6 separate regions of the Homo sapiens genome follow, and all the other regions are linked to region 4. A link is a loop called in an ENCODE intact Hi-C map of the cell type or tissue named here. Cell type or tissue: dorsolateral prefrontal cortex. All regions are shown on one strand. Each heading gives the region's core, and the rest is flanking DNA. Links, peaks and the distances in the headings are about the cores only.

Region 1 (5,365 bases), core at 800-4,799, 96 kb after region 4:
GATTACAGAGATGACCCACTGAGCCCAGTCTCTAATCACTTCTTTTACTAATTAATGATTGGGTAGGACTCAGTGGTAGTTTTAACTAAAGTGATCGAAACGGGAAGTACGTTTTCCAAATCATTAGTGGGCGAGAACAGATTCTGAGCAGAATTTTCAGGTGGGTCTGCCAAAGCAACACTGCAGAACTGTTCACTAGGCCTGTGGCTGACTCTGCTATGATCAGGGAATAGGGAACTGGGACACCAGCACACAGCTGATGGCTGTGGGCCACAATCTCGCTGGCATTCTGAATGGCCTGCACTTGTCTTGTCACCATCCATGATGCTAGAGCCCAGCTGTGGAGAGCTCTGTTAGAGCTGCTGCAGAAGGAAACAGACTACCCCCATGATGACCGGGCTGAGCTTGCCTGCGGCAGCCCTGACTCTACCTGCCAATGCTGCTTCTGCTTCCCAGATGGCACGGGCATCACCTGGGTGTTGCCTGCTTGATGGGAATCAGGCCACACGTGGAACCTGGGCCCTGAAGCTGTCTGCGGTCTCCAGCAGGCACTAGGCCCACTGGCAGGGAAATGAAACAGAACTGAATGAGCCAACCAAAGCTGCCAATGTGGCCATGTCAGAGTTTTGGAAATAAAAGGACTTAACTGATAAAATATGAGGAAAAGGGGAAAGGGATTGTTCAGGTGGGCTTTGAAGAAGAAAGAGATGGTTTAGGAAAAGGAGCTGCTACAAAGGCAGAGTTGGAGACAGAAACATGGAACTAAAACATAAGAGAGAAAGAAAAAAGACAGAAAGGCAGGAAAAAGCGAAAGGAGCTTCAAGACAAAAGGGAGTGCCAACAGTCTGAGAAAGAAAGAGGAGGTGGAGAGGATCTGGAATCCCCCTTTGGGAGAGTAGCCAAGGTTTGCGCAGCTACACCTTCCCCCCATTACCTACTACTGTTGCTCTTTTGAGATGCTGGGCAGTCTGTGAGATTTATGTCCTGGGAACAAAGTTAACAGAGGCAGTAACAAGCATAAAACCATAGGCTTTAAAAGTTTTTATCATTTTAAGTATTTCCTGTATATATTTCCATTGAAAACAAGAAATAAGAACAAGCTGATCTTTCCCTTTCTGCTTTAAAATGTCACTTTTCAGCAAGCACATATTCAGTTCAGTTGACACACACAAAGCCAAAATCCTGGCTGAGACACATTCAAGCTATTATCATCTTGGAATTTGTTACGGTAAGTCCTGCAGGGACTGTGTGGTGTTGAGTTGGCACAGACGCACCTCAGAGAAGCAGTAGTATAAACAGTTCTGTATTTGCAAAAGGAAATAAGAAAATAATTGAAAAAGTAAGAAATTTAGACCAAGGCAAGTAAAATTGGCTAAATAAAGAACTATTTCAAAATGGCCTTAAACAGAGAGGGCGTATCAAGCTGTGCTCTTCTCTCAAAGCCTCAATTTGTCATCTGTAAAATGGGAACAATGGTCCTTACTGCATAGTTTTTGTGAAGATTGAAGCAGATGATTTGGGTGATACAATTAACCCAGAGCCTGGTACAAAGTATGCATTCAATAAATGTTAATTATTATCATTGTTACCATTGCTAGCATGTTTGGTGTCATGGCAAGGAGTTCTCTCTCTCTCTCTCTCTTTCTCGGAGTCTCACTCTGTCACTCAGGCTGGAGTACAGTGGCGTGCAATCTTGGCTCACTGCTACCTCTTGCCTCCCAGGTTCAAGCGATGTTCCTGCCTCAGTCTCCCAAGTAGCTGGGATTATAGGCGCCCACCACCACACCCAGCTAATTTTTGTATTTTTAGTAGACATGGGGTTTCACCATGTTGCTCAGGCTGGTCTCAAACTCCTGATCTCAAGTGATCTGCCTGCCTCTACCTCCCAAAATGCTGGGGTTACAGGCGTGAGCCACCGCGCCCGGCCAAGTTATTTCAAAGATAAGTTTTAGGTAGCTAAAAGGAAAGAGTTTGCTCAATACTTAGGCTCTTTTGTCTGGCCTAGGCTCTGGGCTCCCTTCCTCCTTCCCTCCCTTCCTTCCTTCATTTCTTCCTTCCTTCCTTCCTTTTCTGAATATTTTGTTGTATTTATTGTTTATTTTATTATAAAAAGTTTTATTTTTATTATTTGTAAAAATTTTTGTGGGTACATAGTAGGTATATATATTGATAGGGTACATGAGATATTTTGACACAGCATGCAATGTGAAATAAGCACATTTCAGATGTCTCTGAGGATTGGAAAAAAAAAGCACATCATGGAGAATGGGTTATCCATCCCCTGAAGCATTTATCTTTTGAGTTACAAAAAACCCAATTACATTATTTAAGTTATTTTAAAATATACAATTAAGTTATTATTGACCTACGGAAAGAATGTAAATGCTCTTATAAAACAGGTGTACACTTCTGCCCCCTACTGGCAGTGAGCTATTTAGCAGATAAATAACCTTGACCTAATTGCAACAATCCCTCGATGTGGTATTTTATTTGGAATAGATGGTTAGACATATTTTGCATATCAACACGTATTCCAGAGTTAAACAATTTAGTTATAGAAGTGGTTAATTCCGTTACGATAATGTTCAACGAAAAAAGATTTTAGGTGCCTAGAAATTGGGTATACAGCCCACTGTATATATTTACATCATTTGTTTTATACAATAGCCCCATGAGGCAGATAGTATTATTATCCCCGTTTTGATTTGAGCAAATCGAGGTTCTAAAAGGGATCTGCTAGTAAGTGGAAGAACTGGCATTCAAACGTCAAGCTCCTCTGACTCACATTTGTGTCCTTTCCGGGCAGGCCATCAGGCCTCCCTAAAGAGGACGAACTCATCAGCAACATCAAAAGTCTGACTCTTGGCAGGTCTGATGTAATTACACATTGCACCATCTTTCCCTCACTTCATTTTCATTGAAAAGCAACTTGCAACCAAGTACACTAGAGGAGAGTATAAGCTCATGAGGGAGTGTGGAGAGGTGAAGGCTTTTTGTGAGCAGGGCTAGTCTAGGGGGAGCCTACAATGATCAGCTGCCCCCTGGGCACGTGTCCAGGGCTGGGTGGCCCACTGAGAAGTCTGGATAGCTCCCAAAGCCCTGCCAGTGAGTGGGGCAAAGGCTGGCCCTTGCTCAGCTTGGGTTTTCTGGCTGCGGGAATGCCCCCATTAGGCCTGGAGGTCCTGGCAGTGTGAAGGAACACCCTCTAACCCAGAGCTGATGCCTTTCCCTAATCTGCCCAAAGTCATGGCTTGTGCTAGCAGTGGCACCATATAAAGCATGGCAGGATGTCTTTACCTGTTTGCATGAAATTCACAAGCCTAGCCAGGGCCTTTTTCTCAGGCAAGGCAGAGGGCACCAGTGATCTGATTCCAGTCAATCCCCAGCACCACTACCATCAGCATATTTAGAGAATGACTCATTTAACTGGGTAGAAGGGAGAAGGAGGGAGACAATTAGTCACAGTTGGAGGTAGGAGGGCAGGAGAGAACTTCTTTGGAATTTTGGGATCCAAGAAGAGAGATAAATGACGCCGAGCTTCTTTGAGGTGATCCTGGAAATCCAGCAAGCCTCACAAAGCAGCTTTCATGCATTGCAGAAAGGAGTGGGCATTGAGTGGAAATGGCAGCCTGATGCAGGCTGGAGAGAGATGACTAATTTATCTGTCAAACTGGCAAGTTTAGGTATTTAGAAGTTCACTGGACCCCAGAGTGGGGCATGGAAGTCACCAAGAACTACAGGTTCTTTAAGGGACCCAGGGCCAAGAGGAGAGACTCCAGAAGTGGCACACAGCAGACTGTCCTCTGGGGGCTGAAACAGGGTGCAGTGACATTTCAGCAAGTTGCTGCAGTGAAGGTGGTAGGAGGCACCCTGACAAGCTGAGGAGGGCATTATAATGCAAGTGGGAGCATAGAACCAATGACAACCAAGGCTAATAATTTCAGACCTTTTCTCCATTAATCCGCAAAGGGCTATTGTATCAGATCCTTCAGGAGTTTAGAGTAAACCCTGTAAGAGGAAGAAAAATCAGACAAGTAACACCGAATAGAATGGAGTTTTCAACATGAATGAATGAACCATCACTAGGGTCCCGCGAGTTTACTTGAGAGTGGCCAGATGCAGTTGTTGGCATAGGGATTGGAGGCAGGCATTGTACGGTAGGGACATTTTGGAGTGTGTGATGTGAACTCCACATCCAGCACATACTGTTGCAGAAAATCAAATTGAGCATGTGGACAAGGTGTTCTTCACTGGGTGAGGCTTTAGAACAGCTGACGTGGGAGGCTTACTGGGTGGCAGAATGACAAGAATCAAAGCTAGAGCAGGAATAAGTGAGTCGTGGTGCCTGAGTGCTGAATGGAATGAGCGAAAATCATTTGCAGTTGAGTAACTGAGGATTAGAAGGGCAAACGATTTGCTTAAAGGTCATCAATGAAAGGGCAGGATTGGAACTTCTGTCTTCCAACGAGCAACCCACTGTTTCATACCTTTCCACATTTATCTTTTTGTGAAAACACACAGACACACAGCGAGCACAAGATCATGGAACCATAGAAACGAAAGGAAAATTTTATCTAGTCCTGTCTCTCAGCCGACTTAGTATTATGTTTTACAATCATCTTGGCAACCGGTCAAACTGCCTCAGCTAGAACATTTCCAGTGCTGGGAAATTCTCATACTTTTGGACACAGCTTAGTCTATTCATCCATTACTGGACAAACTGGCAATGGAGTTCTTTATAGGGAGCCAACATCTGCCTCCATGAATCCAACTCTCTTAGCCCTGCCCTCTAGTTCTGCACATAATCAATGACTTCCTCTTCCAAATCATAATGAAAATCACTCACTAATCAAGGACCTATGGTGTGCCAGTCACAAAGGGTGGCATTATGCCCACCCCAGGGTCTCTGGTTCATGTTCCAGATATCCCTGGTCTTTCTGCACCTGTATCGTTCTTCTCTGGACTGTCTCTAGCTTGGGAAGGTATAGAATCCATTCTTCCCTTCCAGATCCTCTAGGCCATTTATTTAAGAAAGTAAATCTATTTGGGTCCACAGAGAAAGTAGTTATGATTTTAAAAATATAAACTAATTTTAATGTTTAAGCCAACTGTACTAACACTAATTGATATAATTAGCAAGGTATACTTGTCAAGGATCACACAAAAGATTCCAAATTGCAGTTGGAGCAATTGTTGACCTAGATCATCAATTGAAATGGAAATGATATGTACATGCCCTTTCCTCAGTTTCAAACAAATTTAGCATAATAATGCTTATTATTATCATCACCGTCCCTAATTCTTACAGAATGTTTCAAGTGAATCAGGCTCATAGTGACAACTCTATGAATTGGATACGATGATC
Region 2 (5,365 bases), core at 874-4,873, 110 kb before region 4:
TGGATATATTTTGCATGTGGGAAAGATGAATTTTGGGGCAAAGGGGAAGACTATTATGGGTTGCTTGTGTCCCCCAGAAAGACACGTTGAAGTCCTAATCCCCAGCATCTCAGAATGTTAATTTATTTGAAAATAGGGTTGTTGTAGATGTAATTAGTTAGGTTATGATAAAGTCATGGTGGAGTAGGGTGTGTTCTTAATCCAATGACTTGGTGTCCTTATAAGAAAGGGAAAAGAGACACAGAGACAGACCTGACAGTGAGAAGACAGCCATGTGAAGACCAAGGCAGAGATTGGAATGATGGATCTACACGCCATGGAATACCGAGAATTGCTGGTAAACACCGGAAGCTGAAAGATGCAAGGAGGGGCTCTCCCCGATAGGTTTCAGAGGGTACATGGCCCTGTTGACATCTTGAATTCAGACTTCTAGCCTCCAAAACTGTGAGACAATAAACTCACGTTGTTTTAATCCAACCAGTATTTATGGTATGTCATTAAAACCACCCTAGGAAGCTGACACAGATTGTGCTACACCTAATTTGAATTTTTAATCATTTGCACAAAATGTGGGATTAAATCTTTAATTAAAATATTTCATTTAAATCTACTGTATTCTGATTTTCCATGTATCAATACTTTCACTTTTGTTAAATACAAATAGGACAGATGAATCTATATTTACATATGGAGTGAAATTTTCCAGTTTGTTTTTGTTATCTTTAGCTAGGTAATAAATGTTAGTTACACCCCGTGTGGTGGTTGTTTGAAAACTTAGATGTTCACATAAAGGACTACAGTGTTATTTATTTATTTATTTATTTATTTATTTATTTGTTTGTTTGTTTGTTTTGAGACAGAGTCTTGCTCTGTCGCCCAGGCTGGAGTGCAATGATGCGATCTCGCCTCACTGCAACCTCTGCCTCCCAGGTTCAAGCGATTCTCCTGTCTCAGCCTCCCAAGTAGCTGGAATTACAGGTGCATGCCACCACGCCTGGCTAATTTTTGTATTTTTAGTAGAGGCGGGGTTTCACTATGTTGACCAGGCTGGTCTCAAACTCCTGACCTCCCACCTCGGCCTCCCAGAGTGCTGGGATTACAGGCGTGAGCTACCGCGCCTGGCCTACAGTGTTATTTTTAAAAACTAGATACTATATGAAATGCAGACATGATAAAGGGGTGCTTAACCCTTTTAGGTGACCTGCCTTTTTAAGAAAATTGCAATTTTCATAAAAAAAGTATACATTTTAAAATAGTTTAGTCATTACTCATTTTGTAATTTATTTTATATTGATTTTCCCCTCTGAGATTCAAATGTTTGTAACCATTGCTGTCTTTTTTACAGGTCTCTCTTCTTTATCAAGTTATCATATTTGGGAACAAGTGTAACATGGTAGAAATGAAGATGTCTCTTGCGTGGGAGGCTGATGCTCCAAGGGAACCTTGGGCAGGATCCATGCTTTCTGTTAACACAGGCTTCATCTACCCTAAGTGCTCAGGCAGCGTTTGGAGAAGGAAGAAGGATGACTGGAAGGAAGAAAGTTACTTTTTTTTTTTTTTTTGCAGTTGTGGGGAAATTGCACTGATTCACGCATGTACTTTTCTCCAGTCTCCCCGGTCACGAACAGAGCGTAATTGCTGCACGTCTGGCCAGAACAAACACTTGAGCTGGAAATACCAAACTGTATATATGTTAAACACAGGCTAGTTTTACAGAATTTTCACCTCTACTTCTCAATACAAAACCTGTTTTTCACAACTAGCATTACCCCCACACGCAGAAATTTTTAAAGAAAAGATGACTAGGTCTATTCTAGAACCTTTTGTTATTCCTGGCAGTAGTACAATGAAATTGGGTCTAGTGGTATTTATTGTTGGGGTGGATGTAACTCCTATTGAATCTGAAAGCACAGCATCAAGTGAAAACTGCTGAACAAATGCTAAGCATAGAAACTCTTCTGTTTATGAACTTTTTGGTTTTCAATAGGCTGCCCTGAGTATGCTTTTTTGTTCTTAATTGAACACAACATGGTACAAAAAATTACTACCCCTGGCCGGGCGCAGTGGCTCACGCCTGTAATCCCAGCACTTTGGGAGACCGAGGCAGGCGGATTCCAAGGTCAGGACTTCGAGACCAGCCTGGCCAACATAGTGAAACCCCGTCTCTACTAAAAAATATAAAAATTAGCTGGGCATGGGGGTACATGCCTGTAGTCCCAGCTACTCAGGAGGCTGAGGCAGGAGAATCACTCGAACCCGGGAGGCGGAGGTTGCAGTGAGCCAATATCGTGCCACTGCACTCCAGCCTGGGTGACGGAGTGAGACTCTGTCTAAAAAAAAAAAAAAATTACCTGTGGGTGCTGGGCTGAGCCATGATTTTGTTCCTCATCTGGAGGGATTAAGGACTGCTTGGCTAAGCTCATCCCCAGTTATTGACTCAGTTGGACTTGTGGGGAAGGTGTGAAACCAAAATTTTTTATTTCTAACAAATTCCCAGGTGTTGCTGCTGCTGCTGCTGGTTGTGGACCTCACCTTGAGAACCACTGCGTAGCTCACAGCCGTCCTGGCCAGCTCTCAGGCTGAAAGTTTGAGAGAGATTTCTGTAGTCATTTTAGCTGTAATTCCCCCGAGGGTTACACTAGAGGGCAGTGTGATTACAGCTACTGCGATGGACAGCAGGTTGACTTCACACTGAATCCAGACCGAGGTTTTATATTTTGTTTCCAGATGTTTCATGTAGGCATTTGTAGGTAGAAAAGGTTCTGCTGCTAAAAAGAAGTTAAAAGTTTGCTCTCTCTCCTGTCTTTTTATTTTATTTACTTATTTTTTTGAGACGGAGTTTCGCTCTTTTTGCCCAGGCTGGAGCGTAATGGCACAATCTCGTCTCACTGCAACCTCTGCCTCCTGGGTTCAAGTGATTCTCTTGCCTCAGCCTACCAAGTAGCTGGGATTACAGGCATGCACCACCACTCCTGGTTAATTTCATATTTTTGGTAGAGATGGGGTTTCACCATGTTGGCCAGGCTGGTCTCGAACTCCTGACCTCAGGTGATCCGCCCGCCTCGGCCTCCCAAAATGCTGGGGTTACAGGCGTGAGCCACCACGCCCAGCCTTTTTATTTTAAACTCATATATATTTATTAGCTGGAGAGCTGAGGCTATTGAGGTGTACAATTTTATTTTCCATTATTCAGAGAATGTTAGAGATAAATTTGCTATTTGAGCTCACTTTTCTAAACGTGTTTTCAGTGACTCCTGTTTTGTTAGTAGTAGAAATAGGGTTTGAGACCAAATAAAGCTGGAAACACTGAGTTAAAGTTACACAGACTCCTTTATTAAAATATTCCTTAGAGCCTGTGTTTGTACATTGGAAACCACTGGGAGGAGGATGCGGAAGGCAGGACCGCTGTGGGAGTAATGCCTTCTGGGTATTTTGGACAGGAAACACCTGCCTGGTCCTGATTCTTCGTCTTTTCCATAAGGAATTAAAAACTGGAAGAGAAAAATGACTGCTATGTAGTGACAGGACCTGTCTCCGGACTGCAGTCCAGGGTACTTTCCGTAGGACCAAAATATTATTACCTGCAGTTCTATGTGCAATGACAATACCCGGGCCAGTCAAATGCACTCGGTCTTCGGGCCTCGGGTCTTCCTGTTCCACCTGTTAGGACGCTCTTGCTCCAGGCATCTGCAGCCTTGCCTCCTCACTGCGTGCAGAGTGCTTAAATAGCACCTTATTAAAGAGGACCTCCCAGACCACTCTCCAAAATGGGCCTCCTTGGGTCACTCTCTATTTTCGTACCTTGCTTTGTCACCACCTGTTATGTGCTTAATTATTTTTTTGTTTGCTTCTTCTCTCTAAAATAGAGCTAGAACCGAAGGGACTTTATCTATCTTAGTGTCTGCTATATCCCTAGTACTTTGTAGGTGCTCAGTGAACATATACTGGATGAATTAATATTTTCAAAGTATAGAACATAAGATTGGTTATTCTATCAGCCAGAGTTCTCCAGAGAAATGGAACCAACATATTGATATATAAGTATACATAACACATTATATATATATATAATGTTAAATATGTTAAAATGGTAAAAACTGGTATCTTTTATTAAATGGTTCTAACAGTACCCAGATAATGTGAACATTATATACATTTACAGAAAAATTTCCACTTGCACTTCTGGGTTTAAAAGTGCAATATCTGGCCAGGCGCGGTAGCTCACACCTGTAATCCTAGCAATTTGGGAGGTCGGGGCAGGCGGATCTTTTAAGCCCATGAGTTCAAGACCAGCTTGGGCAACACGGCAAGACCTCATCTCTACGAAAAAATACAAAAAGTAGCCGGGTGTTGTGGCGGGCGCCTGTGGTCCTAGCTACACGGCTAAGATTATACCTAGACCTACACTACACCTATGCTGAGGTGGGAGGATCACCTGAGCCTGGGAAGTTGAGGCTGCAGAGAGCCATGATTGTGCCATTGCACTCCAGCCTGGATGACAGAGTGACACCCTGTCTCAAAAAATAAGATAATAAAAGTGCAACATCTGACACTTTCTAGTAATTGTTTAAATATAATGATATTGTATACTCTGGTTTCTCTTCAAATTGTGTACATCTTTTGCCTTTTAAATGTAATGGTATTTTATTTTATTTTATTTTATTTTATTTTATTTTATTTTATTTTTTTGAGATGGAGTTTTGCTTTGTTGCCCAGGCTAGAGTGCAATGGCGCGATCTCGGCTTACTGAAACATCCGCCTCCCAGGTTCAAGTGATTCTCCTGTCTCAGCCTCCCGAGTAGCTGGGATTACAGGCATGCGCCACTACGCCCAGCTAATTTTGTATTTTTAGTAGAGATGGGGTTTCTCCATGTTGGTCAGGCTGGTCTCCAACTCCTAACCTCAGGTGATCTGCCCGCCTCTGCCTCCCAAAGTGCTGGGATTATAGGCGTGAGTCACCATGCCTGGCCAGTATTTTATTTTTATATACTCTGGTTATGTTAGAGAATATCCTTCTAGGCTTCAGGGCGTTTGAATTTAAATATTATTAAGGTAAGGGGTATTTATATTTATCCAAAGGCCTCTCTGAGAAGGAATTCTATACTGGGTTTGACTGTAATTAAGGTAGCTGCCTTGGAGAATACTGGTCATTTTAATTTTCCACTCTCCAAATTTCACAGAAGTGTTTCTCATTGTCAGACTGACCTACAGTCATACAGGGAAGGGAATCCAGGCAACATCATCCCAGGTTTCTTCCATAAAGGAAGGAGGAGACTCTAGAAGGTGGTGGTGGTGATGCCAACAGACATGAAGTACAGGATCTTTCAAATGAGATTTTGAAGTTCACACACCTTCCATAAGGCCT
Region 3 (5,365 bases), core at 902-4,901, 360 kb before region 4:
CTCTTCTGGAGTCACAAGAGGTGAGCCAGAGTAGTGGGAGGAAACCCAGGAAGGGGGTGGAGGGCAGGTCAGTTTGGACTGGATTTAGTTTTGGTGTTGTGACAGGATCCAGACTAGAGTGGAAGCAAGTGACGGCCGGTTATGTTTAGACTTCTCTATCCACCCAAGAAGAACCCATTCTCATGCCCCAGACAAAGGGAAGTGTCTTCGGAATCACTCGGAAACGCCAATCACACTGATCCAATTGGGTGCTTCACAATGTAGGAACTAGCCTGGAGAGACAACTCAGTGAGATTTTATGGGTTTTTTGTTTGTTTGTTTGTTTTTTTGATAAGGAGTCTCGCTCTGTCGCCCAGGCTGGTGTGCAGTGGCGCAATCTCGGCTCACTGCAAGCTCCGCCTCCCGGGTTCACGCCATTCTCCTGCCTCAGCCTCCCGAGCAGCTGGGACTACAGGCGCCCGCCACCACGCCCGGCTAATTTTTTGTATTTTTAGTAGAGATGGGGTTTCACCGTGTTAGCCAGGATGGTCTTGATCTCCTGACCTGGTGATCTGCCCGCCTCGGCCTCCCAAAGTGCTGGAATTACAGGCGTGAGTCACCGCACCTGGCCTAGATTTTATGTTTTTAATCTAATCTCTTTTACAATCCAAAACCAAGAAACCAAGAGGGCCCTGACCTTTACCCTTAGCCTCAATTTAATGGGAAATCAGAAAAAAAATGTATGAAAATAATTTAGGTCAGAGCAAATCATATTCCTCCTATGCTACAGTTAGACAAAGATGAACACTGCTGCGATCAAAGAAAGACCTTAGAGGCAAGGGTCAGATTTATTTCCTGCTGCTGGACCGAGTCTTCTTTGGTGTGTGATATTGGAATAAGAGAAGAAAAAAGAGGGCCGGAGCCGGGCGCAGTGGCTCATGCCTATAATCCTAGCACTTTGGGAGGCCAAGGCGGGCGGATCACGAGGTCAGGAGATCAAGACCATCCTGGCTAACACAGTGAAACCCCGTCTCTACTAAAAATACAAAAAATTAGCCGGGCGTGGTGGTGGGAGCCTGTAGTCCCAGCTACTCGGGCGGGTGAGGCAGGAGAACGGTGTGAACCAGGGAGGCGGAGCCTGCAGTGAGCCGAGATTGCGCCACCACACTCCAGCCTGGGCGGCAGAGCCAGACTCCGTCTCAGAAAAAAAAAAAAAAAAAAAAAGAGGACCGGGCCCAATGGCTCACGCCTGTAATCCCAACAGTTTGGGAGGCTGAGGTGGGAATATCCCTTGAGTCCAGAAGTTTGAGACCAGCCTAGGAAGACCACTAGGCCCTGTCTACAAAAAAAAAAAAAAAACAAAAAAAAAAACTAGAAGAAAAAAAGGAAATAAAAAGAGAGGCTTCTTTTAGCAGAGATGACAGAGTCAGACATAAAAAGCATGAAGGGATGTCAGAAATGTGATGCTGCACCAAATGTCCCCCTTACTTGCTGATCACTAATGTGGTCTAGAGGTTTGCCAGTGGAGCTTTGCTCTTTTGAGGTAAGAGATTATGCCCCATTAAAAACAGGATGCACCTAGAAGAACAGAGGGTGGAGACGCACACAAAAGTCCTTAGGGAGAGCTCTACCACTAATGCACTGGGGACTCCCCTTAAGGGGAGATAGGGAAGTACAAGTCTCACTTACTTCTTGAGAAATGGCCAAAATGGGGTTTTAAAGGCATACTCTCAGCATTGGCACTCTTTAGGCAGGAAGATATTGGTCAGGGCTGCTTGGTAAGGATGTTCAGGTTGTGCACTCTACAGATGCACATTTATCACAGCCAGGGCCTCCTGCAGAGGCCCTGATAGCAGTTTTCGGAAGGTAAGGTCCACCTGTATGAGAGATAGAGGCATAAAATGTACGTAGATGAAGGGAGTCCCTTCCTACTGGGCAAAGTATGTCTTTATCTATACTACCTAACCCAGAACAATACATAACTAAGTGTTCAAAGGACGATTTTTATAGTGTCAATGTGAAAGTATCTTTTATTCTAGTCTCTTTGCTGTAAAAACCAGTATAAGGCTGGGCATGGTGGCTCATGCCTGAAATCCCAGCACTTTGGGAGGCCAAGGCGGGCGGATCATGAGGTCAGGAGATCAAGACCATCCTGGCCAACATGGTGAAACCCCGTCTCTACAAACAATACAAAAATTAGCCGAGTGTGGTGGCGCACGCCTGTAGTCCCAGCTACTAGGGAGGCTGAGGCAGGAGAATTGCTTGAACCCTGGAGGCAGAGGCTGCAGTGAGCCGAGATTGCGCCACTGGCCTCCAGCCTGGGTGACAGAGCAAGACTCCATTTCAAAACAAACAAACAAATAACAACAACAACAAAAAAAACAGCATAATAGAGGCTTGGGCCACCAGTCTCATCCAGGCCACACTTGGGTCAGTGACTGTGGGAGCTTCAGATTCAGGAGTTTGGTGGACTGTGCCAGAAACACGCCTTGCACCTGCTTACAGGGATGGAGGAGCGAGGACTGAGGGGGGCCAGAGATCCAAAGTTCTTGTATCTCCATAAGAAGGTGTAGGAGCAAGCCGAGCAGTCTGAAATTGTCATTAAGAACAGAAAACCTGCAGATGGGCATATTTACACACATGGCTTATGTGGGTGTGGGTGTGTGGATGGGCAACATCAAAGAGGATATGAATGGTGATTCAAAAGTCAATAGGTCAAATATGAAAATGCTAGGAGGACATCTTCATGTATCTACTGTATAGTCCAACTTTCGGTTTATGGAAAATGTCCAGCTCTTTTAGAAGGTAAACATTTTCTGACTGTGAGCTCTTGAATATGAATTTTATGGTACCTTATACATTTTTTAACTTTCAAAGCTCTGGGTTGGGTAGTTACCAGTACCATCTTCACAAATTCTGGATTCTTCTGGATGTTCTTGACTATTCTGGGAAAATTGGTGCGTTTGTTCTCCCTCCGCCTTGTACCGAGGTCTGCAGGCTTAAGGGATGTTAACAAGGCTTCAATTTGCTGTGTGCATTAGCAGGTGCTGGAAACTACGTTGCCAAATGTGTCGTAGACACAAGAGGGCGATGTGTGCTCAAATGTCAACCTCACCGAGGAAAAGGAATTCATCCTTCAGGAATTTTTGGCTGAATTCCCAGACCTAAAAAAGATTAACAAAGTGTGTTTGGGAGGGGCAAAATTCACTGTGAAACCTAATCAAAGAGGCAGGATGTGATGTCAGAGTGTGGAGACAGCCTGGCAGGAGCTTGGAGGGGATTCTTATCCTTGAGTTCAGAACTGGGCAGTACTCTAGGCTAATGATCGTTATAATCAAGACTTGTCCTCTGTCTGGATATTCAGAAAAGACAGACTTCAAGGCTGCAGAGAATCAGTGGCTGTCTTGGTCTCTGATTACAAAAACTTTATTCTGAGAAAGCCCCTCATTCATTGGAGGAAAACTGGCTGTGCACTTGTTACATGCCAGGCATGAGTCTTGTAGGGGCTAAGAATTCAGCCTTGAGTAAGACAGCCGAGGCCACTGCCCTCTGGAAGCATCAGTGACCCTTGGCACGTACTCCCATCTATTTGTTTCTTTTCTCTCTGAGCCAGTCCAAACCAGCAGTATCTACATCATCTTTTCTTGTTCTGAAAGAGAATGCAAGTCACACATTTATGGCTGTGGGCCACATTTTTTTAGAGATGCCATCTGGTTCCAGTTTTTCTGACTGTTTGTGGAGAGTGGTGATTCCAACAATCTTCTACCAAATGTAAGGGGGTGATAAAAGTGTTCAGTGTTTGCCACAGAGATATCTCTAGCTTGGCCTGATCTCAGTGCACTGCTTTTTGGGTTTACTCAACAAATTGAACAATGCTCAGCCCCTCTTCCATGGAACCTTCCCAATCTCTTTAACCAGGGTTACACTGCGACTCCTCTAAGTCTCTGTACATCATAGCACTTTTGTGGGAGACCACTGCTACTTCAAATCTCTGCCAATAGCACCATGTTTCCTTTCGTTGCTAGCTTTTTAGAATTCTAAAGCCTACTTGGCCATTAGATTTTTTTTATTTTTTTTTTTTTGAGACAGGGTCTCACTCTGTTGCCCAGGCTGGAGAGCGGTGGTGCAGTCACAGCTCACTGCAGCCTCAACCTCTTGGGCTCAAGTGATCCTTCCACCTCAGTCCCCCAAGTAGCTGGGACTACAGGTGCTCACAACCACACGCAACTAATCTTTGTATTTTTTGTAGAGACAGGATTTCGTTATGTTGCCCGGGCTGGTCTCAAATTCCTGAGCTCAAGAGATCCTCCCATTTTGGCCTCCCAAAGTGCTGGGATTACAGGCATGAGCCATTGTGCCCGGACTAGCTATTTTTTAAATTGGAGTTTGAGGAAGGAGGAACAGAAAGGCTGCATCTGCTTAGTAAATGACTCCCCGCTGCCAACACACATACCCAGCAGATGGCAACACCCATGAAAATCCTTTCATCCTGTTGTGAATGGTGGATTCCCAAACTCTACAGGACCCTGCACTAGTCAGCATCTGCTCTTCCCTCTTGAGTCAGGGCAGCCTGCAAAAGTCTGGTGTGTATCATAGGCATCTTGGGGCTCACCTTCTACAGAAGGTCAGAGGGCACAGCAAAAATAGCTTTCTTGCTGTGACCTAATACATAAACCCTGGCACACTTCCGCCTGTCAGATGGGAGCACGCCCCTGTCCTCGGGCTGTTTTTCGCTGTCGCAACAGGCTGTTCTGCCGTTAATCCTTTCCTGTAATTCCCGCCGCCTCGCTCGATCTTGCAATTCTCTTGCCCAGTGGCCTTTACAGGGGGTCATTACTGGGACACGGGGAACCAATGTGCGGTAACAAATGCAAGCTGACAGCAACACGTTCCTCGCCAAAAGTGGGACTCTTGGGTTTTGTGTGTGTCAACTCAGAAGAAACGAGAAAAAGACCCCACCATGTGTTGGATGAGGATGGAAATTGGATGCAGTGACTAAAAGTGCTTTGATTAGGTGAATCCGTTGACAGTAAGAAGGAAGAGATTCTCAATGTGCTTGGCATTTCACTTTGTCTCACTTTGGGTGAATAGTCCCAATTCTGTCAGACGTGCATCTCTTCGTCTGTCAGCTCCGTGTCTCTTGCCAGGATGCTTCTCTCTATCTATCAGGCAGAATTTTCAGATGTTGTCTTTCCTGTCAGGAAAAGTTTAATTCATCATTTTCCTCAGGCCTTGAAAAAATTTTTACAGGAAAAAAATGGTGGTGGTGGGTTGGGGGTGGGGGGTTATGACAAAAACATTTACAGATTTTTCTTCACATATAATTTTAAAATTGCCTATTTTTGCTAGGCACGGTGGTTGAAGCCTGTAATCCCAGCATTTTGGG
Region 4 (5,365 bases), core at 502-4,501:
CATTATTGTTTTCTTGGTTAACTGATTTTGTTTCTTTTTTCTTTTTTTCCTAGAAAATCATGAAACAAGGAATAAAACTATGATTTTGTACTGAGACCACAAGACAGCACAGTTTTACACAGACTGCACACACCCATCTCTCTGCCACTCTGTCTAGACTTTTAATTATTATTATTATTATTATTATTATTTTTGAGACAGTCTTGCTCTGTCGCTCAGGCTGGAGTGCAGTGGCACGATGATCTCGGCAGACTGCAACCTCCACCTCCTGGGTTCAAGCAATTATCCTGCCTTAGCCTCCTGAGTAGCTGGGGTTATAGGCACGTGCCACCACATCTGCCTAATTTTTATATATTTAGTAGAGACGGGGTTTCACCATGTTGGCCAGGCTGGTCTTGAACTCCTGACCTCAGGTGATCCACCTGCCTCGGCTTCCCAAAGTGTTGGGATTACAGGCGAGAGCCACCATGCCTGGCCTAAACTTATATTAATTTTATATTGCACAAATAGATTATGGTGATGGAGAAATTTATTCTCTGGAACTGGACAAAGTAGAAAGCAGACAGTCACAGTGAATCTCATCACCTAAAGGTGACCACTTTTGCATTTGGTGGCTATGCCTTCAGGTTTTTCCTAAGCATGTACAAATGTAAGTTGCTATTTGCAAATTGAGACTTTTGTTCTATATGCTATATATTTTTTGTGCAACTTTCTTTTCTTTTTTTTTTTTTTTTTTGAGACAGAGTCTTGCTCTGTCACCCAGGCTGGAGTGCAATGGTGCGATCTCAGCTCACTGCCACCTCTGCCTCCTGGGTTCAAGTGATTCTTCTGCCTCAGCCTCCCGAGCAGCTGGGATTACAGGTGCATGCCACCATCCCTGGCTAATTTTTTATATTTTAGTAGAGACAGGGTTTCACTGTGTTGCCCAGGCTGGTCTCGAACTCCTGAGCTCAGGCAATCTACCCGCTTCGGCCTCCCAAAATTCTGGGATTACAGGCGTGAGCCACCACACCCAGCCTTGCTTTTCTTACTTATTATTACAGTACTGCATGTCATTTCTGTTGTCTACACGTATCTTTTAGCAATTTTTGCAAAGTGTTCCATCTTATAGATTTACCACAATATTTTTAAAAATTTTTAAATGTTTACTGTAATTTATTTTATTTTTTTTGAGACGGAGTCTCACTCTATCACCCGGGCTGGAGTGCAGTGGCACCACTTGGCTCACTGCAACCTCTGCCTCTCAGGTTCAAGTGATCCTCCTACTTCAGCCTCCTGAGTAGCTGGGATTACAGGCATGTGCCGCCACACCCAGCTAATTTTTGTATTTTTAGTAGAGACAGGGTTTCACCATGTTGACCAGGCTGGTCTCGAACTCCTAACCTCCAGTGATCTGCCTGCCTCAGCCTCCCAAAGTGCTGGGATTACTGGAGTGAGCCACCGCACCCAGCTCACAATTATTTTTTAAGGTGAGGTCTTGCTATATATGGCCTAAACTGGACTCGAACTCTTGGGCTCAAGTGATCCTCCTGCCTGGGCATCTCAAGTAGCTGGGGCTACAGGTGCATGCCATTGTGCCTGGCTCCCACAATTTATTTATGTCACCAATAATGGGCATTTATGTTGTGTCTAATTTTTTGATATTGTAAACAATGCTGCAATGAGCATCCTTGAACATATAGACATGTAGATTCTACCAGAAACTACCCTTAAAGAAAAGATTTGTTTTTTTGTGGTGGTTGTCAGTGAAAGCACTACCCCAGTATCATGTGGCTCTGGAGGTCTCTGTGTCATTAAGTAACCTCAAAACCTGCAGCATATGGTTTTGAGTTATCTTAGTAATTCCCTCTTCTTTTATAATTGGAATTTGAGTGGAGAAAATTAAACAATACACATGTAATAACATCATTCTTTATCTGTTCCCTACTTAATATGTGATTTCTTTTATTGGCTGGAAAAAGTACATAGCTGCTGATTTATCTACTTCAAGTAGCAGGACAATATGCTTACCTTAAATAGTCAAATGTAGAAAAGAACAATGGTCCTGAAACACAGTCCACGCCGTCACAGGAAGAGGAGAGGCCTGAGACTATGAGGAGAGGGAGAGACCAGTGATCAAAACTGAGCTCTACAACAGTCCTCTCTGTTGGGGGAATTAAAAAGCAAAGGATTTGAACAAGTAATTCACAGATGGGGTAGTACAAATGGCCAGGAAACTTCTCAAATAACTTGGAAAACGTGAAACCCCAAGGATAGTGTTAAGAGACCGCTTTAAAGTGAGATTTCTGTTATTCATGTTTAAAATATGAAGTATTCATCAGTCTTCTGGAAGAGACTGACACACAAAAAATATAACAAGTAGCTTGTATTGATCTTTCACCAGGAGACTTTCTGAGAACTTTTCACATATTAGCTCATATAATCCACATAGCAACTTTATGAAGTAGACAGTTAATTATTTCCATTTTGTAGATAAAGAAAACAAGGCGCACAGAGGCATTCCGTGTTTTGTCCAGGGTCATTCAGTCCTTGGCAGAGCTGGCATTTGGGGTCAGGCAGCTGGGCTCCTGGGCCCGAGCGCTTAAACACTGCCTTGTGCTACCACCTGGTGGTCAAAAGCGATACACGCAACAATGGAGGTGAGCCCAGGCCAGCCAGGAGCCGGCTCCCTGGAGGATGTGAACTTGAAGCAGAAATCAGGAAAGACATTCCAGGGAGAGACAGCAGCACTCGCCAAGGCACAAAAACAGCAGTTACTGCTCCATGCATGAGGAGCAAGAGACAACTGGGAATGATAGCAAGAGGAGTAAAAAATAAAAAGAATTTCTTTTCTTTTTTTTTTTTAAAGAGCAAAGAATGATGTGTTAGGAGATTGAGTGGAGAGGTCAGCTGGGACCAGATGACGGGAGAGCTCCTAGTAAGGGGATTGGACTTTATTCTGAGGCTGATGGAAAGCCACTGAAGAGCTTTTAATCACGGCAGTCGGCCAGGCGTGGTGGCTGACACCTGCAATCCCAACACTTTGGGAGGATGAGGCAAGGGAATCGCTTGAGGCCAGGAGTTCTAGACCAGCCTAGGCAACATAATGAGACGCCCCCGTCTCCACAAAAATGAAACACCACACACACACACACACATATTAGCTGGGTGTGGTAGCATGCCTGTGGTCCCAGCTACTTAGGAGGCTGAGGTGGGAGGATTGCTTGAGCCCAGGAGATTGAGGTTGCAGTGAGCCTTGCACTCCAGCCTGGGAGACAGGGCCAGACCTTGTATGGAAAATTGATCAGTCGGCCGGGCGTGGTGGCTCGTGCCTGTAATCCCAGCACTTTGGAAGGCTGAGGCGGTCGGATCACCTGAGGTCAGGAATTCGAGACCAGCCTGGCCAACATAGTGAAACCCCGTCTCTACTAAAAATACAAAAATTAGCTGGGCATGGTGGCGCACGCCTGTAGTCCTAGCTACTCGGGAGGCTGAGGCAGAAGAATCACTTGAACCTGGGAGACGGAGGTTGCAGTGAGCTGAGATCATGCCACTGCACTTCAGCCTGGGCAACAGAGCGAGACTCTGTCTAATATATATATAATATATATATATATATATATATATATATATATAGATAGATAGATATAGATATAGATATAGATATAGATATATATCGATCAGTCATAATCAGTCAATCATGGCAGTGACCTGGGGAGAGTTACAGTTTGTATAAAGTCCCTAGTGACTGTGAGGAAAATGGATGTGGGGGACAAGGCCCAGGGAGACCAATGCAGAGCCGCCAGGAAAGAGCCTGCAAGTTCCCAAGTCACCAGGACCCCAGCGGTGACGGAGTGGGGAGAGCACAGGTTCAAGAAATATTTAGAAGGCAAAGCTGTCAGCACTTGGCGAATGAACGTGATGCGAAATGGACAGAGTGGGAGAAGCAGGCTACAGACACCAGGAAAAAGATCGTTCCAATCACTCTTTGGCTGTTCCGAGCCTTATAGCGGGATCCTCAACCAGGGGCCATTCCGCCCCCCAGGAGACAACCAGCTGTGTCTCGGACAGTTTTGCTGGTCACAGCAAGCGGCCGGGGTGGCGGTGCTAGAGGACGCTGCTAAACCCCCTTGGTGCACAGGGCAGGCCCCATGGGACGGGAATCCTGGGCTCGGGGCGCGGCTGCCTGGGTCCCCTCTGGCGGCGCCAGCTCCAGGAGGCAGGAAACGAGGAGGCCCTGGCTCACGGAGTGTGCTTTTACAGAAGCAAGCCCTGGCGCTCCGGGCAGATGTCCGGGGGTCTCCCGCAGACCCCTTGCCCTCCATGGAATCCCGTTCCTCCCAGGGTTCCCCTCCCCCATTTACCCCTCCAGGCTCCTGAGCGCTGAAAACTGCATTCTGCGGCCCAGACAAGGTTACCGTCTTACTGCCGGGAAGCCACTAGATACAGTTGCAGGCTAAAGGCAGTGTGATTCCCCTCAAGCAGGCCTTAGTTTATCGTAGGGCACGGGACGTGCCTCCTTCCCCAGAGTCTCCTTTTCAGGAGCTGCAGGGCCTCTAGGCTTCCCGGACTGCAGCTTTACCTGCCTGCCCCCAGCAGGATGGTCTTGGGGTCTATACCTGAGCCGAGATCTCGCCACTGCACTCCAGCCTGGGTGACAGAGTGAGACATCGTCAGAAAGAAAAAAAAAGGTCATCCATGAGAAGAATCGGTATTGCTGGATTCTGTTGATGTTTTTTATTTGCTTCTGATTATCTATGTTGGTTAAAGGTAAACACAAAATTTCATTTAGACAGGAGGACTAAATTCGCGCAGTCTATTGCATATCATAGTGACAAGAGTTAATCACAATATATTGTATACTTGAAAATTGCTGAGTAGATTTCAAGTGTCCTCAACACAAAAATGATAAGTATGCTAGGTAATGTTATATGTTTAATAGCTGATTTAGGCATTTCACAATGTATGCATATAGCAAAACATGTTATACACCATAAATACATACAATTTTTACTTGTCAATTAAAAATAAATAAAACAATAAATAAAAGAGTATATAAAAATTGTTGGAAATTGCTCATATGAGATTTGTTGTTGATCAATAACATTATTATACTCTAAACTCATTTATTTATTTAATTTTTGAGACGGAGTCTGACTCTATCACCCAAGCTGGAGTGCAGTGGCATCATCTCGGCTCACTGCAACCTCTGTCTCCCGAGTTCAAGTGATTCTCATGCCTCAGCATTCCGAGTAGCTGGGACTATAGGCGCACGTCACTACACCTGGCTAATTTTTGTATTTTTAGTAGAGACGGGGTTTTACCATGTTGGCCAGGCTGGTCTCAACCTCCTGGCTTCAAGTGATCCACCTGCTTCAGCCTCCCA
Region 5 (5,365 bases), core at 895-4,894, 640 kb before region 4:
AAAGCTGCTCACCAAAATTTCCCAAACACCAATCTTTGAAATAGTCATTTGTTAGTTCACCTAATTTGAGTAAATAATTTATTCACAGCATACAGAGAATAATTCTATTTTCTTTAAATTGTTTCATGTAAAAGAATGGGTCAGTAAAAGAACTTGTGCTTACAGGTAAATATGTAGGCTTACTTTTTCATAAGGTTATAATAGAATTCACTTCAGGACAAATAGACATAAGTAGCAGGCCCATAAAAGACATTTTTATAACTAGAGAATCATTAAATAATCACAGGAATTTTGCATCACTAAAAAAAGTCTTTAAAGAAATATTTCACCCAGTCCTAACCCTGCACTCTCCACCACCAACAATAACCTGCTATAAAACAAGTTGCTGTGCCAGAGTCAGTCTAGCAAAAAGAGAAAAACCACCCAGTGGAATGACTGGCTTTCAGATGCACAGCACCCCTGGGTTTTTTTGGCTACGTGCGCATGCAACTGCCTCTGCAGCTTCGAAGTCAGAAGACAGAGCCGCTGAATCCAGAAATGACAATCAGCTTGACAGCTGAGGAGACTTTGGCATGCCATGTGAAGCCACTAGATCATCTCTTTCTTTCTTTCTTTTGGTTCAAAGGCCAAATTGACACCGTATCATCAAACCTGTTATTTGCGCCTCCCTAGAGCAGCAGTAGGCTCTCGGGCCAGCTGTACAAATAAAGGATGAAGGAGATGAGAGCAGACACAGAACCGCCGGCCTCCCTGTCTTCTGAAGCCAGGGCATTCCTTTAGGATTTTGTCCCTTGTCGGTTGCCTAAGTCTAGAATGTCTCTTGAACAGGGCTAAGATAAAATTACTTTTATTTCATAACAACTTAGTAAAAGAGACCAAAAGATAAGAGGGTATGTACTGTACTTTTTAAAAACCAAAATCTTCAAGTCAGCCTTTTTGGCTGGCAATGATCTGGTTGCCCCAGGGACCAAAACATATGGGGAATGACAAAAATCTAAGAAATCGTTTGTCATTTTGTCAGTAGGAGCACTAGGAGAAACACTACAAATAAACAACTACAAATACAGGTACAGCCACACTTTTTCTGCCATGACTTCCTGCTCTTTCTTAGCCAGAAGGTATAAATAAATGCAAGGTATAAATCAGTGCAAGGTATAAATAAATGAAAAACTGAACAAACAGGAAAGATGCTTTTGTTATACTAATTATACAGATTTTCCAAATCACCCTTGAACTCTTAAGACCATGACATTTATCATAAAAAATGTCACAGGAAGGGGAAGGAATGTATTTATTAGGCTTGGTTATGGATTATGTGGCTGCCATGCTCCATACCTTACCTTATTTAATGCAACCAGCAACACTGAATAGTGTAGGCTATGATCCCCATATAGATGAAGGAAGGTGTAACTTATTCAGGCTCTCACACCTAGCAAGCTCAGATTCACACCTGGACCAGTCAGTCTCTCACCTAAACCTCTCCTCTTCCCCCTACCTGAGCCTGAGCCTAGCACAATGGAGGGTTCATCCACTAAATCACGCTCATGCCATGCCCGGAGTGACGTTTCAATCCCTTCAAGCCTCTTCTTATTTTTACACTTAAAAACAGTCTATCCAGATACACTCAATGTTCTTTTATAAAGTTTCTTTAGGACACAATGTTATTAATTGAATTAATTGAATACCTCTATTTTTTGTGGTTCTCAAATTTAACTTTCTGGTCCTATCCTATATCCCCAACTGTTTTCTAGAAACTTTCTTGCATCCTCTTCCCCTGTTAATTCATCTCACACATTGGGTCAAAGCTGAGCTCAGCCCTCTGCCTCCTCCTTCCCTGTCACTGAAGAGAGTAACTCTGTTCCTGGCATCATCTAAGCTCGCCATCCAGCTGCCAGCCTTGTCACCCTCTTTCCCTCATTCTCCATGTCCTTCTCATGACCAAGTCAATCACATCTCGATTTGAACCAAAACCCAAATCTCATGCTCCCATCTTACCTTCCTCCCACTGCCAAGCACCTGGCCCATGGTCTTGTCAACTCTCGCACGGGTTCCACAAGCACCAATCTCTCGCGTCTCCTTAACCCTGATCTTCTCCCCACTGCCCCATGCAACCGTCAATGAATCTTCTTCAGTCACCCCTTTCCTGGTGTCATTGCTTTCACCAACACCTGCAATGGGGACAATCTCCTTTCCGCACACCCGCCAACCTTATTCCCTGCAGTTTCCACACCCCCACCCTCTGCCCCAATCACACTTGTTTCCATGAGGTCAGAGTAGCCTTTCTTTACCTGTAGCTCAAATTCTGCCATCCCTCCAAAAATATTATAATCATAACAGTAGCAGTAATAACTGCCACCATGTACAAATCTAGACACAACACAACAGTGTGTTAATACATTCTTCTCATGGAATCCTTACCACCCTGTAAAGCAGAAAGTCATCCCTGTATCTACGACCTCATTCCCAAAGGAGGAAGCTGAGACTCAAAGACATGAGACAAAGGACCTGAGGCTGTTCAGTTCTGACTTCAAGGTTTCTGCTTCCATTTAACTGCAGTCCTCATCAATTTCACTCCCCTCCAAACTACCACATCTACCCTAAAATAATTAATGACTAAATAACGTCATCACCTATTTTTCATTATTGCCTTGTGCATGCTACTTTGCTTAATATCTGCTTGGGGTGATGTCTTCTAGTATACTTTTTTTTTTTTTTTTGAGACAGAGTCTCACTCTGTCACCCAGGCTGGAGTACAGTGGTGCAATCTCAGCTCACTGCAACCTCTGCCTCCCAGTTCAAGCAATTCTCCTGCCTCAGCCTCCCAAGTAGCTGGGATTACAGGCGGCCACCACCACGCCTGGCTAATTTTTGTATTTTTAGCAGAGATGGCGTTTTGCCATGTTGGCCAGGCTGGTCTCGAACTCCCGACCTCAAGTGATCCGCCCCCCTCGGCCTCCCAAAGTGCCAGGATTACAGGCATGAGCCACTGCGCCTGGCCTCTGGTACACTTTTTGCAGCCAGGGATTCATGAACGTTTTTATTTCCACCTCAGCATCTTGACCACTGTCTTGCACAGTATAAATTCTAAACATATACTCATGGATTACATGATCAATTAAAACTTCCACAATTAAAATGAACAAATAAATATTCTTTTAAATATATTCATCCTTTTTATGAGTCTCATTATTCTTAATCCATTATTATTATCATTCCTTTCTTTTCTAATGCTTCCCTCCTTTTTAAGGCTTGATTGTAATTCAACCAGTCAGCCACTGGGTGACACTACAACATCACTCACGAATCCTTTGGCAGTGCCTCCAGGAGCCTCCCCTATTGCAGGAAAAAGGCCCGTTAGGTGCCAGGAAGAGTTATCAAAATAAATAACAAAAGGTGTTATCAACAGTAGACAATCCAGAGACTGGACTTCAGTGGCAGAGTGTTTTCTTGTACCTTAAAGTAACCGCACTTGTTCACAATGAAATAGGGGCAACTGAGGGATTTAGCCTGGAGTAACACTCATTCGAGATTTTCACTGTGTTCTTAAGAGGCAGCATGGTGCAGTGGGAAGAACCCTGCACTGAGAACCAGGAGACATGGCTTTGCCACTGAACAACAAGGTCACCCCTTACTCCAGGCCATTGGAGAAGGGTTTTCCCATTTTAAAACATGGCATCTGCGTCTTCTGCGGGGCCTAAACAAGGCTAAGGGCTCCTGGTAAGCTCCCTGACTAGCTCTAACCCACTCAACTCTCCCTCCTTCTTGCCTGCCCTGTTCTCCAGCATCCCTGCCCCTTGGCCTTGCCTTGATTTGCTCCCACCTGTGTCTTGTGGCCCCCTCTTCCTCCTGTTTGGAGTCTCCCCCAGAGCTCTTCAGGGCTGCCCTGGCTTCTTGTCACTTTCTCTCCAGCCAAAGCATCCATTTCCAAGTGGTCAATTTCACCCACAGACAATCCCTCCGTGTCCCTCCCTAACCCAGACCTTTCTTTCTGAGTGCCAGTCACATATCCAACTGACCACAAGCGCTGCAAGTCCAAACCTGGACTCATGATCGCCCCTGAAACGTGCTTCCTGAGCGGGCACCACTGTCTGCACAGCAGCTTACACCTCTCCTGGGAGGCCCGCATGCCTCTAACTGCCTGCCCCAACTGCGCCAGGTGAGTCTCCTCATTCCTATCAAGTCTGCCTCCCAAATATGTCCACCTCCCATCCACTTCCCTACCCTCCACACTCACCCCCTCGCTAAGCCACCAAGACTTCCCACCTGCATGACTGCAGCAGCCTCATAACAGGTTTTCCCTAACATTACCTACCTGCCACCAGCCACATTTTCCAAACAGCACCAGATCATCTTATAACATAAATCCAATCTGCTTCTTCCCTTCTTAAAATCTTTCAAAAATTTCTTATTATGCAGGAAAATCTGTCTGCTTTTTTTTTTTTTTCTTTCTTTCTTTTTTTTTTAAGATGGAGTCTCACTCTGTCGCCCAGGCTGGAGTGCAGTGGCACGATCTCGGCCCACTGCAGCCTCTGCCTCCCAGGTTCAAGCAATTCTCTGCCTCAGCCTCCCCAGTAGCTGGTATTACAGGCACCCACCACCATGCCCAGCTAATTTTTGTATTTTTTTAGTAGAGACAGGTTTTCGCCATGTTAGCCAGGCTGATGTTGAACTCCTGACCTCATGATCCACCCACCTTGGCCTCCCAAAGTGCTGGGATTACAGGCATGAGCCAACCTACCCTGCCCCTGTCTGCTTTTTAAGCTGCATTGCATGCTGCCGGGTTCCTTACCCACTGTGGTCAAATTTCTCTCTAGTCACGTTTCAGTCCCTCAAACATGCTAGCCTGTCTCCTTCCCACTTCAGGGCTCAAGCGGAGGCTGTTCCCCTTGTCTGAACACTTGTAGGGAGCTGAATGGCGCCACAAAAAAAGATACGACATGTCTTAAGCCCAGAGCCTGTGACTATTGCCTTAGACGGCAAAAGACCTGATAAAGTGAAGGTTCTTGAGCTGAAGAGTTTCTCCTGGGTGATTTAGGTGGGCCCTAAATGCTACTACATGCACCTTTATAAGGAGGACGCAGAGGGAGATTGATGTGGACACATAGAGGAGCAGGCGATGTGAAGACAGAGGCACAGACTGAAGTGAGGCCGCTAGGAACCAAGGAATGCCAAGGACTGCTGACACCAGAAGGAGTGGAAGGAGGCAAGGAGCAGGTTCTCCCCCAGAGCCGTGGAGGGAGCCTGGCAGTGCCAGCAGCTTGCTTTTGGACTTCTGGCCTCTAGAGAATACATTTCTGTTGTATTAAGCCACCATGTATATGGTCATTTGTTACACAGCCATAGAAACTGACAGAAGGCTTCTCCT
Region 6 (5,365 bases), core at 506-4,505, 290 kb before region 4:
TGATTCCACCACCAAAGAATGTATGGTTACCATGGTTACCGTAAATTGTTGTGAATTCTATATTTTGGGGATTTAAATGGTAGATTTTACTTCATTGTGTTTCAAATGGCAGAAAAAAGACTTTTTCTTTTTTTTGTTTTTATTTTTTGAGACGGAGTTTCACTCGTCACCCAGGCTGGAGTGCAGTGGTGCGATCTCACCTCACTGCAACCTCCACCTCCCAGGTTCAAGCGACTCTCCTGCCTCAGCCTCCCAAGCAGCTGGGATTACAGGCATGCACCACCATGCCTGGCTAAATTTTTTTTGTATTTTTAGTAGAGATGGGGTTTCACCATGTTGGCCAGGCTGGTCTTGAACTTCTGACCTCAGGTGATCCACCTACCTCGGCCTCCCAAAGTGCTTGGATTACAAGCATGAGCCACCATGCCCAGCCCAGAATAGATATTTTATGATGCATCATAAATGTTTGTTTTATGGCTGTGTCATGCTTTTTATTATTTTTAGGGAACTTCTTAGCTCCAAAATGTGTGTTCTTATTTTTGAGTTTCATTGAGAAAATACTGTTGTGTATTCTGAAATCAATGGGAATGATGGTGCCGTTCCAACAGCGATTCTTTTCAATTTGGCATGTGCATACTACCATGTGCCGTAATTCTCGTGCTATTTTTTATATTTGAATTCTAATTAGAACCCCTCATTGTATGCAGTCAAGTTTGATAGTGGATAAGTTTATCAAAAAATTCAGTTAAAGCAAGCAATCAGTAAAAAAAAAAAAATACATACATGCACACATACATATACATGTATCTATTATATATACATATATAATATATATATTTAGCAAGCATAGGTTTTTTTGTTTGTTTGGGTTTTGTTGTTGGTTTGAGACAGGGTCTCACTCTGTCGCCCAGGCTGGAGTGCAGTGGCATTATCATGGTTCACTGCAGCCTTGACCTCCCCAGGCTTAGGTGATCCTCCGACCTCAGCTTCCCAGGTACCTGGGACTACAGGCGCGTGCCACCATGCCCAGCTAATTTTTGTAGAGATGGGGTTTCGCCATGTTGCCCAGGCTGATCTCCAACTCCTGGCTCAAGCAATCCTCCTACCTTGGTCTTCCAAATTGTGGGGATTACAGGCGTGAATTACCATGCCCTGCCTCAAGCTTAGGTTTTTAAATTTTAACATACAACTGTTAATTTGCTGGCACATAAGGCTTTGAATATGGGTCCACTGATTAGATTCTTTGTCCCCTAATATAACCCAGACTCATGCTGTACTATTTATGATTTTTAGCATTTTAATGTACTTATAAAACAGTTTGAATGCTGAATTCTTCTAGATTTTTATGATTTTTCTCTCAGTCTTTTACAGTTCTTTTCCATGGTCAAATAACAGCTTATCCTAGTGACTTGTTTTAGTCTCTAAAAATACTTAGTTTACATGGAAATAATTCTTCTCACTCATGCCATTGTTTTACATGACATTCACTTAAACTATATACTTACCAAGTACTGTACCAACTATATTACCAAATACTATACCAGACAAATTTTGATAAGCATAAAACTCACTCTCTCCTGAGAGAGGAGCAGGAGAAAGTGGCCTTCTAGCCATGAATGTTCATTGTGCAGTAGGCATTAACTTTAGGTTTCTCAGAGGGAAGGAGAAACATAGATTTAACCAGCAAATTGGATAAGAAGGACTCTTCTGTATAGTGCTGTGGGTACCTTTTATACTGGGAAAACTCCAGCATTCAGGTTGTGGTGACATCATTTGACCATAACTGAGTATAAAGGCATTATTGCCATGTTAAGCCTTTTTCTGTTCCCTATTCATTCATCCATCATTTTTGGCATGTGATTTTTAAACACTGGCTTTTAGTTTCAAAGTGGATAAAATACAGTTTAGATTAAATTTACATTAAATTTTATAATATTAGTGCATTATAAATGAAAAGAATTAAGACATTGTTTTAAAAGAACTTGCCGACCTCTGGATCTCAATTTGAAAATCATTGTCTTTTTAGAAACCTCTGTATCTGTTCCAATAGCATTCTTTGGAAAACAGGCAAATCTCCTTATTTGATATTTTCCTTCTTTTCTGTGCAGCGTGCATGATGTTCACATTTGTGAGAAACTCCTATGGAAATATTCGGGACTAGGTTTTACTACTCCCCCTCATTTTTTCCCCCACTTGAATGTGTTTTCTAATTCAAATCAAAGTGATGATTGTCTAGGGAAATACAACTTGGATACCTTTAATGTATGTAAAAACGTTTTAAAATCAGTTATAACTTTGAGTACTTACATTAATAGCATGTTCCTTGTGACATTTTTTACAACCTTACACACGAGAACTATTGCTAAAGACACCTGATTGAACATTAGAATGAAATTCATGAGCTATTCAGTGGGGACAGGAAACTTATTTGAGTTGTTTGAAATACAGAGAATTAATTTTTGTTTGTGTTAGAACATACTTTGCTCAAAGACTTCTGACTAAGATAGCAATCTTTTTGATTGACACCATACATGTTTTGTAGAGGTCATAATTATACCTTACTTTTATTCTGGTTGCTTGTTTTAAGAGGAATGTTAACAAACTGGAGCATGCTCCAAGGAATCTGATCAAGATGGTAAGGAAGTTTGAAACTATGTATTAGAGGAACATTTGCAGGAACCAAAAATGCTACTAGCTTAAAGAAGAAAAGATTAGACAGTGGGGGAGCTGTACACATGATCACTGTCATTGGGTAATTTAAGGCATTGGGAGAGGTAATACATTTATTTTTACGACTCTAGGGGGAGATGCAACACCAGTGTTTGTAAGTTATGGAGAAACAGTGTATGTTCAGAAAAGGAAAGAGGAATTTTCCTTGTAATTGTCAGATTCCAAAAATTCTTGTCTTTCCATATTTCTTATTTTATTTTATTTTATTTTTGAGATGGAGTCTCACTCCATCTCCCAGGCTGGAGTGCAGTGGCGCCAACTCAGCTCACTACAACTTTCATCTGTCAGGTTCAGGTGATTCTCCTGCCTCAGCCTCCCTGGTAGCTGGGATTACAGGCATGAGCTGCAATGAACTTCCTTCAATATGATCAGATGCATCAGCTACTTTTTTTTTTTTTTTAACTGTTTCTGGGTACTTTTATAATCTTCTGCTCTGGAAATGCTGCTGTCTAGGCCTGCTGTGCGGCTCTCATACCAGAACTTTTCTTCTATCTTCATTCTGGAAATTCCCTTCACTTGTAACCTATGTTAGATGCTCTGTTTCCAGGACCCCCAACATTTCCGTTAGCCTCCTGATGAAAGGTGAATGAGAGGTCATTTTTGAAAGCCACAAAGCTGAAAATGTTTTATTCTGCCTTCTTTTTAAAAATTAGTTTGCCTACATTCACAAAGGTGAAAATACTTTACCCTTGGAACTTTCAATATATTGCTTAGTTGTCTTCAAACCTTCAGTGTTGCTGTTGAGAAGTCTGATGCTATTCTTATTACTGAGTCTTTCTGACCCACTTCTTTTCTTCCCTCTTTTGGAGTATGTAAGATCTTCTTTTCTTCCTGCTGTTCAGAACCTCATATTGAAGTATTTTGGTGTAGGTCTTTTGTTCAGTGTTTTAGGCTTTTTTTTTTTTTTTTTTTTTTTTGAATTTGTTTGGAAACTCACGCTTTTTATAGTGCAGACATATTTTCTCCAATCTTCTTTTTTGGGGAATATAAAAGCCTGTGATGCCACTGTTCTGGGAACCAAGTTGAGGGAGGTGACTGTCATTCTGTGTGTTTGATCTTAGATAATCCTCCAGCTTTCCACATGGTCCCTAACAAGAGTCTTCAGCAGTGTCTTGAGTTTGAAGTCTCTGTGGTATAACCTCTTTAAAACTTTCCTTCAGACTTCCCACCTAGGGCTGGTGGGAGTATGCTTTTGGCTGTTAAGGAACTGGAGAGTCTAATGATTTCTGACCCCACTTTAAGCCCTCACCTGTATCCAGTTCCTTCAGTAAATCTTGATATGTCCTGTGGTGGGAATCAGTTTCCAGTTGGCTTCTCCCACCTTTGCAGAAGCTTCTGTTTTGGCTTTCTCCATAAAGTCACTTACTGCTGGTATTTTGTTTTTAAATCTTCCAAATTTTGTTATTCAAGAACTGTCGTGTGCTTTTGGACTCTTCTCTTGTTCTCTGACGCTCTGTTTATTTTAATTTTTGTGGGCACATAGTAGGTGTATGTATTTATGAGGTACACAAGATAGGAGTTTTGATACAGGCATGCAGTATGAGATAAACACATCATGGTAACCCTCTGTCTCTTGTGGGTTAATACCTTCTTATTCCTTTACTGTCATTTCGTTGTGGGTTTGGGCATGTGAAGAGATTTAGATTTTGTCCACTACTTTTTTTTTTTTTTTTTTTTTTGAGACAGAGTCTCGCTGTTGCCCAGGTTGGAGTGCAGGGGCGCGATCTCTGCTCACTGCAAGCTCTGCCTCCCGGGTTCACGCCATTTTCCTGCCTCAGCCTCCCACGTAGCTGGGACTACAGGCGCCCGCCACCTTGCCCCGCTAATTTTTTGTATTTTTAGTAAAGACGGGGTTTCACCATGTCAGCCAGGATGGTCTCGATCTCCTGACCTCGTGATCTGCCCGCTTCGGCCTCCCAAAGTGCTGAGATTACAGGCGTGAGCCACCGCACCCAGCCTTGTCCACTACTTTTAACTAGAATGCCTTAATTAGGTTTAAGTCATAACTTGAATATTATTTTTTAGATGCTTGCTCTAAGTGTTACAAGGACCTTATGGTGTAGTATTTGTGGCTTTCCCAGAAACTCAGAATAACAATAGGGATTTATATCATGCTTATTATTATATATAGAAAGCTAAATATATTCAGTTTTTTAATGTTGGACTCTGGATAGACGAATATTTTGGACTAGCCAACATATACGGTGTCTTGGCATCAATAGTTTGTAGATTTGATAACCTACTAAAGGCACCTTCCTTCCATCTGTTCTAGATTTTAAATGTATAATTTTATGCTATGAAACATATGTAATATTTTTAGTAAATAACTAGGATGGGCTAGATCTAAATGTCAACTTTATTACTTTCTGCCAGTATTATTGGCAACTACATAAACTTCCACAGGTTATTAAAAATATTTTTACCAGCTTCTCCCACAGCAGGAGAAAAACAATTAATAAAACTAACTAAATAAGCTTTCCTACTTACTCATCCAGCACAGATTGTTATTTGAATTGAACAAATGGTTATTTGCAAGATTGTTTGAGGCCTAGTTAAGAGCAGCACACTGATGGACATATGGAATGAGCCACACCATCTGGTTACAGTCATACCTGGGTGGTGGTCATTAAAACTA

The links. Peaks named below come from ENCODE experiments on the same cell type or tissue, not always from the same donor. Only the 100,000 strongest peaks of a DNase experiment are listed, where the experiment ranks them.
Region 1: it touches region 4 in a loop (3-fold over the local background); 20 of 110 quality-filtered maps call a loop at or near these places.
Region 2: it touches region 4 in a loop (7-fold over the local background); 90 of 110 quality-filtered maps call a loop at or near these places.
Region 3: a loop joins it to region 4, with 9 times the contacts of the local background. A loop is called at or near these places in 81 of 110 quality-filtered maps.
Region 5: a loop joins it to region 4, with 7 times the contacts of the local background. A loop is called at or near these places in 33 of 110 quality-filtered maps.
Region 6: a loop joins it to region 4, with 18 times the contacts of the local background. A loop is called at or near these places in 65 of 110 quality-filtered maps.

Annotation. Positions count from the first base shown.
Region 1 is chr2:227,860,000-227,865,364 of GRCh38, forward strand. No RefSeq gene overlaps it. Among named protein-coding and RNA genes, the nearest start is that of DAW1, 8.9 kb to the right of the region's middle. RefSeq lists an enhancer at 428-927. In dorsolateral prefrontal cortex, for the core only: CTCF peaks have their summits at 2,420 (motif pointing left) and 2,620; no DNase peak of the experiment used is centred there; H3K27ac peaks cover 2,582 bases.
Region 2 is chr2:227,655,796-227,661,160 of GRCh38, forward strand. No RefSeq gene overlaps it. Among named protein-coding and RNA genes, the nearest start is that of SCYGR5, 8.3 kb to the right of the region's middle. In dorsolateral prefrontal cortex, for the core only: CTCF peaks have their summits at 2,630 (motif pointing right) and 2,829; a DNase peak (open chromatin) is centred at 2,593; H3K27ac peaks cover 727 bases.
Region 3 is chr2:227,403,212-227,408,576 of GRCh38, forward strand. No RefSeq gene overlaps it. Among named protein-coding and RNA genes, the nearest start is that of SCYGR1, 18 kb to the left of the region's middle. In dorsolateral prefrontal cortex, for the core only: CTCF peaks have their summits at 3,061 (motif pointing right) and 3,272; a DNase peak (open chromatin) is centred at 3,060; H3K4me3 peaks cover 678 bases; H3K27ac peaks cover 2,438 bases.
Region 4 is chr2:227,763,885-227,769,249 of GRCh38, forward strand. No RefSeq gene overlaps it. Among named protein-coding and RNA genes, the nearest start is that of SCYGR8, 21 kb to the left of the region's middle. RefSeq lists an enhancer at 2,476-2,525. In dorsolateral prefrontal cortex, for the core only: CTCF peaks have their summits at 2,576 (motif pointing left) and 2,784; DNase peaks (open chromatin) are centred at 2,617 and 3,280; H3K27ac peaks cover 542 bases.
Region 5 is chr2:227,126,711-227,132,075 of GRCh38, forward strand. All of the region lies in intron 4 of COL4A4 (collagen type IV alpha 4 chain), which reads right to left. Among named protein-coding and RNA genes, the nearest start is that of COL4A4, 35 kb to the right of the region's middle. In dorsolateral prefrontal cortex, for the core only: CTCF peaks have their summits at 3,290 (motif pointing right) and 3,491; a DNase peak (open chromatin) is centred at 3,311; H3K27me3 peaks cover 644 bases.
Region 6 is chr2:227,477,477-227,482,841 of GRCh38, forward strand. All of the region lies in intron 1 of AGFG1 (ArfGAP with FG repeats 1), which reads left to right. Among named protein-coding and RNA genes, the nearest start is that of AGFG1, 8.0 kb to the left of the region's middle. In dorsolateral prefrontal cortex, for the core only: a CTCF peak has its summit at 2,778; no DNase peak of the experiment used is centred there.